2 separate regions of the Homo sapiens genome follow, and region 1 is linked to region 2. The links are chromatin contacts, found by Hi-C or POLR2A ChIA-PET in ENCODE. All regions are on one chromosome and are shown on one strand. Each heading gives the region's core, a stretch centred on a gene start or an enhancer-like site at or near the end of the contact. The rest is flanking DNA. Distances are from core to core; before and after follow the strand shown. Region 1 overlaps LOC107985364 (a long non-coding RNA gene). Region 2 has its middle 75 kb from the start of LINC02971.

Region 1 (3,418 bases), core at 916-3,415, 110 kb before region 2:
CAGTCTCAGGTATTTTATTACAGCAGCACAGATGGACTAAGACACCATGGGCTGTATGAGTGGCCCCTCACCTGGCCTCACATCCTCTATGCATGCCCACTCCTGCCTTTTCCACACACACATTGATTAGGTCCTGCTTTGAGGTCCCTGACCCTGGGTGTTCTCTCTGCTAGAAATTGCTTCCCACAAATCATCACATGGCTTATTCGAAATGCTACCCCCTCAGAGATGGCTCCCGGATGATCCTATCTAGACTAGAACAGCAACTCTCATCACTGGCAGTCTCCTAATTCAGTTTCCAGCTCTTCAGCTACCTAGCACTCCTGCCCTTACAGTACCTGATTATTTACTGGCTGGTTGTTTATTTTCCCCCTAGAGTATAAGCTCCGAGATGGAAGGGAGAGGGTTCTGATGGCTGCTGCATCCCTAGGGCATGGAGTAATGCCCAGCATGGAACTCCCTGCTCTCCAGGAAGAACGCGCTTCCCGTCGTGAGATGCATGAGCACATCTCAGTCTCCAGGGCCAGTTCAGTTCTATGGACACAAGGAAAGGGTGAAATGCTAAGATCCACACCGGAGACACATAGGTGGATTCAGTGCTTTGGGATTCCCAGAGTCTGTGGCCAGTTCTCTTCACCAGTGGAGTCAGAGCCTACCAGGCCAGTAGAGTAGGGAGTGCACCCTACTTTAAGTGCTTTAGGAAAACCTTGCACCCACAAATAGCTCTACCACTAACTAATCTATCACTCTCTCTTAAATTTCACCATTAATAGTGCAATTCTTTTTTACAGGAAGAGGGGAGAGAACTAAAATGTACTCAGTAGTTAGTAAATATCAGGCAGCATTCAAGGTCACCAGCCATCCCAGTGTGCCTGGTCAGAGGGATTTCCTGGGACATTCAGAGCTAAAACTAGGATAGTCTTGAACAAATGGCATAGTTGGTCACCCTACTTCATTTCCTGGTTTAGCTCTCTCATCAACCATATGTGCATTTTACTCATGAGAAATCCTGGCCTTCAGTCATGAGGCCAATGTGGCAGAATTGGAGTCAAGGCTTCCATGGCTCCAGGGTCCAGGTCCTCTCTACCATATCCCAAGGGCCCCCTGACCTCCCTTCAGAGGCAGTAATTCTGAGATAGCTCTGTGCAGCTCTCTCCTCATAAAATATACTCTACAGCACTCAGATCATGAGATATGGAAAAGAATGGATGAAGGCTTGCTGGAAAGGCAGGGACAGATACTTTGCAGGAAAAAAAGGACTTCCAAAATGTGCGTGGCAACTTGGGGTTTCAAAAATCTTTGTTCTAAGGGCCGGAACTTTAGTGCCAACCTGACATTGGGAAGGGGTAAGAACTGATGAAAATAGTCCTAACTGAGAAGCACTTTGAGCTTCTGGGAAAGAGACTGCTGCATTGAAGTGGCCAGCTCTAGGTCACATCACAGGACCTGGGTGGGCATCATTCTTTCTGACGCTTGGCTCCTCTATCCTAGTTATTTGAGATTTCAAAGTAGTCATCTGGTTTATCTCTTCAAGTGTGACCACATAATACACTGTTCAAACAAGGACACTTCTAAGAATGAAAGGGGAACAATTCATAATTAGGCAAGGACAACAGTGGGGAATGGGACTCTGCCCCGGTTAACTGGGATGCCTGATCCCCCGGCCAGCTCTTCTGATCATGAGGAACTGAGTTGTGATCTTATCTTCTAATGCACCAAACAAAGCAGGGAAAGTCCCAGCCGCACGCCATTGCCACTGGGCTCTTCTGCCTCCCTCTGGTTCTGCCCCATGTCCCAGGGTCTAAAGAATACCTTTTCCCCAAAGGTCTAAATACTCCTTTGAGTCATTTGCATCAAATATCAGCATAGAAATGCTTACTTCAACTACTCTTTCTTGATCACCACAGAGTTTTCTGAGCACTCACCTTGAACAGGGCCTCTTCTGGGTGCTACAGACATTTTCAAGGGAGAGAGACCTCGCCCACCCATAGGCAGTGAGCTGGCTGGCTGGTGGGTGAGTCTGTTGGGGGGGGAACCTGCCCCTCCTTATGTTGCCCCTCAGTGACTGACCACAGGCTTTGGAAAAACCTCTTCAGCAGGGTACCGCTTACTCTGATCTACTTAAACGTTGACTCCCACGCCCTGAGGAGGAGCCGAGCGTGCCAGAGCAGCAGAATGCAACTTTGCTAAGATCAAAGTGCGAACCTGCTGAAGCTGTGTGTCTGAAATTACCCAGAAATCGCTTTGTGCTCACTCGTGGAGCAGAAGTGATGGTGAGCAAGTGTGCAGAGACCATGAAGGACTTGGTGCAGGGATGAATATTGTCTGCAGCTGGTTTTCTCCAGTCCCTGCCAGTGCACCCAGTGTCTGTTTCCGCACTACTGGGGCCCTAGGCTCAGCACAGTGCCAAGTACATAATAGGTGCAAAGTAAATATCAGTAAGTCATTGAATGCTCGTCTCCACGGACGATGCTGGGCCTGAAGTAGCCTAAGTTTGAATCCATGCAATGGACCATGGTCGAGGGCTCACGGCTTCATGATGAATCCTGGAATGTTAGCGCTAACAGTGTTCTTACAGGATCAAATCCAGTCCCAGTCAGTTTCAGCTGAGAAACTCAGGTGTGGGCCCAGAGAGTTTAAGATCACTTGTCCAAATGTTGTGAATGCCAGAGGCAACACTGGACTCAGGTGTTCTGGGCAGTAACCTTTGCTCCTCTCTCCCTACCACATGCCCCCCAGGCCAGCTGGCCCTTCTGACCAGCACCATCTGTCTGATGTCTCTTTGCCATTACTCGGAGGCCTAACCTCAGCACTGACAGGCTGCTTGACCTGGAACCTCGCCACTATGTCCTAGCCATGCTCCCTGACACCCCCGCTCTCTAGCAAAACTACTCCCTTCTTCCTCTGCATGCGATTAATTATCTCATACAGCATCTCTTTTCTTTTCCCACTGTATTCCTGTTGGTTCAAGATGTGTCTGCATTCCTTACCATTTTACCGGGAACAGTGTCTTTTTCATCTTTGTCTCTCCAGTGCCTCAATTGCGCCTACCACGCATGTATTATACAAATGCGCAGCTTGCTGTGTGACCATGGCCCAATTGTTCACCGTCTCTGGGCCTTCTCTTGGATTTATAAAATTAACGGGGCACTACTGACTTATCTCACAGAGCGGCTGTGTCCTAATGTATATATTGTTGCATAAATATCTTGGAAATGCAGTGGCCAACGACAGCGCTCAACAATAAATGCTGTGTGCTGAGAGCAAGTGTTAGAGAACTTGAAAGGAGGCTCTTCTCTCTGTGATGAAAGAAACGGAAGGTGGCTCTGCAGATCCCCTCAGATGATGCACGCTGTGGACCCGAGCACCGAGCCTGGGTGGGGAAGGAAGGAACTTAGGAGAGGTGTGAGGGCAAGGG
Region 2 (3,134 bases), core at 21-2,520:
AGGCCCCCTCATTGCCAACCACTAGTTCAGCTGTGGGAAAGCCACCTCCAGGTCTTTTGTGAGAGAATCAAGGTCAGACCCCAGAGAAGCCATCTCTTCTAACTACCATGGTCTTCCTGACTCCCATTCAGAGTCAATCCTTCCTCTATTTCTCACAGACTTTTATTATTGTTATTGTCTTTAATGAAGATGTACCTAGAGTCATATATCATGATATTATTGTTTCAAATATTATTAGTAGTAGTATTTATTGGGTGCTAGTTTGTATTGAGTGCCTTTCATTCATCATCACACGTGATCTTCTTAACAAACCTAGAGTGTAGGTAACATTAATACTATACTATTATCACCATCACACCGATGAGGAAACTGTGACTCAGAAGGTTAAGTAATGTGCCCAAAGTCACACAGCTACTAAATGACAGAGCCACATTTTAAACTCAGGGTTGACAGACTCCACCAAAGATCATCTATTCCAACGCTTCCCATATGGAACACTATGCCAAGAGATGCATAGTTGCTATCTGACCTAAAATGGGTGGATAGGGAAGTTCTGGATTAAATAAGTTTAAGAAATACTACATACCCAGTGGTCCCCAGACTTGTTGGTTTCAGGAACCCTTTGCACCCTTAAAAATTATCAAGAGTAGGCCAGATGTAGTGACTCCTGCCTGTAGTCCCAGCACCCTGGGAGGTCAAGGCGGGAGGACTGCTTGAGTCCAGGAGTTTGAGACCAGCCTGGGCAACTTAGCGAGACCCCATCTCTACAGAAAAATGTATAAATTAGCCGGGTGTGGTGTTATGCACCTATAGTCCCAGCTACTCAGGAGGCTGAGGCAGGAGGATCATTTGAGTCTAGGAAGTCAAGACTGCAGTGAGCCATGATTATGCCACTGCACTTCAGCCTGGGCAGCAGAGCAAGACCATGTCTCAAAAAAAAAAATCAAAATCTTCAAAGAGCTTTTGTTTATGTGGGTTATGCCTATCAATATTTACTATCATCAAAATTAAACTGGAAATTTTTTAAAATATGCAATCGTTCACTTAAAAATAATAATAAATTTACTCCCTGCTAACACCATATTTTTGTGAAAAATGACTCTATTTCCCAAAACAAAAATACCAGTGAAAAGAGTGGCACTGTCCCACGTTTTGGTCCAACTCCTCAGTGTTCCGCTTAAGAGCTGGATTTTCACTTCTGCTTCTGAATTCAACCTGTTGCACTATCATGTAGGCTCTAGAAAATTCCAGTGTATGCTTGTGACAAAGTAAGGGTAAAATGATGCCTTAGTCTTGTTCTGAAAGTAGTGTCGACTTAACTGACCCTCCTGAAAGGGTCTCAAGGACCCTTGAAACTTCTGGCCCACACACTGAAAACCACCACTGTACTTTGAATTCTTTTTTTTTTTTTTTTTTTTTGAGACGGAGTCTCGCTCTGTCACCCAGGCTGGAGTGCAGTGGTGCGATCTCAGCTCACTGACACCTCCGCCTCCCAGGTTCAAGCAATTCTCCTGCCTCAGCCTCCTGAGTAGCTGGGATTACAGGCGTACACCACCATGCCTGGCTAATTTTTGTATTTTTAGTAGGGACAGGGCTACCAGGCATTCTTTTAGAAACTCACAGCGCATATCAGCCAGGCGCAGACTCTGAGAAGTCCTGCATGAAGGGATCATCTATAAGGTCTAATTGAATGTTTCCCAGAGTTATTGAGTGGAACATGCTTGTTAATTGACATACCCTATGACATCATGTGGAACGGCTTTCCAGTGCTAACCGTATGAAAATCTCACTAATCTGCCAGCCTCCCACCCTCAGGCAGGGTAACCCTAGAGCCACTCAGGAAACACATTTTGCATTTCACTACACTAAATCTTGCCTTGTCAAGCCGTCAACCCTCAGCGTTTCTTCCAGGGAAGCCGCGCAGCTCAGTGGAAAGACCACAGACTCAAGGCTTGAAATCTGCATCCACCACTTAACTAATTGTGTGACAACAGGAAAGACACTGAAATGCCCTTAGTCCTTCTCATCTGTAAAATGAGAGTAACACCTAATAGTGAAAGTTCCATAATCACTTTTTGTATCATCAGTCTAGACAGAGACCTGATCTCTACTATGTAACCAAACCACACACTTCATGCATTTCAAATCACGGGGTCTCTCTTGGCTCCTGTTGTTCTTGATCATGTTTTGTCACAATTTTGTTCATTTGCTTCATGTTGTTCTTCTGTCTGAGATGCACTCCCCATCTTTCTGCCTGGAAAACTTCTATGCATCCTTCAAAACCCTGATCAAAGTCCAACTCCTTTAGGAAGCCTTTTCTGACACCCCTGTCGCATTTCTTAGCCTTCAGCCCTCAGCACAGACCTCCTCAAACCTCAGAGGCAGTGCCTTCCTCGTGGTCACTTCACTGTCTGTCCCAAGTCTCTCTCTCCCCACCTCAGGCCCTGAGCTCCTCAAAGTCACTCTGCCTCCTTCTGCTCCATGCATACACAAGGTAAACCTCGAACAGCACTCATTCAGTAGAGGTTATCATTTCCTGTGAGACTAAGCCCACCAAGAAATCCTTTAGCCTTTCCTTGAGCACTAGTTGTTCTGCATCCTCCCTCCCCATCCGCAGGTGCAGGCAGGTCTTGATCTGACAGAGGTTCAGAGGCTGACCGTGCAGCCCCTCTCAGCTCTGCCCATCTGAACGCTGTCCTCAGGCCTGTCTGGCCTACATTCTCAAACTAGGAACAGAGGTGCATGGCAGGCAGGGGTCTGATGAGATGACAGCCAGGGGACATCAATCACCAGGGCCTAGCAGCGGTGGCACCCTGGGTGCTCTTCCTCAGGAACCGCTGCAGGAACTCTCAGTTCTGCCCAACATCATTTACCAAGGGCCTGTCTGGGACAACCGCCACCAATGGGTGCCTGTCCCACGCACATCTCACCACTAGCAAAACCCAGGGCTGAGGGCTGTGCAAGGGTCAGATTATCTAGAGGACTTACTGCTGCCCTTCAGAGCAGCCATGAGGCTGGACTTACCAATTCTCTTGTAGAGAAGGCTTTGTGGTCCTGGCTCTCTCCATGGGCTTTGCACAGTTGTTCCTACTAAGTTTTTTCCACAGCAGGCTGTGGACATCACAGGGAGGCAG

The links. Hi-C counts contacts between places; a loop is a spot of excess contacts on that map. ChIA-PET counts read pairs that join two places held with the same protein, here RNA polymerase II (POLR2A). Pooled maps may share reads with other maps.
Region 1: a loop to region 2 is called in a map of HepG2, with 5 times the contacts of the local background. The contact joins two enhancer-like sites. A Hi-C loop is called at or near these places in 6 of 168 maps with a recorded cell type or tissue (Caco-2, GM12878, HepG2 and 3 more), 32 of 37 single-sample maps with no recorded cell type and 14 of 50 pooled maps. POLR2A ChIA-PET finds 5 or more read pairs at or near these places in 3 of 52 experiments (GM12878, HepG2 and activated B cell).

The regions. Positions count from the first base shown.
Region 1 is chr1:234,766,711-234,770,128 of GRCh38, forward strand. The region is part of intron 1 of LOC107985364 (a long non-coding RNA gene); the gene reads left to right. Among named protein-coding and RNA genes, the nearest start is that of LINC02961, 8.4 kb to the left of the region's middle. Within about 2 kb of position 2,166, at least 3 of the 41 ENCODE cell types and tissues checked have a DNase peak (open chromatin) inside an H3K27ac peak, as active enhancers do.
Region 2 is chr1:234,880,266-234,883,399 of GRCh38, forward strand. No RefSeq gene overlaps it. Among named protein-coding and RNA genes, the nearest start is that of LINC02971, 75 kb to the right of the region's middle. RefSeq lists a silencer at 1,813-1,949 and an enhancer at 2,333-2,402. Within about 2 kb of position 1,271, at least 4 of the 41 ENCODE cell types and tissues checked have a DNase peak (open chromatin) inside an H3K27ac peak, as active enhancers do.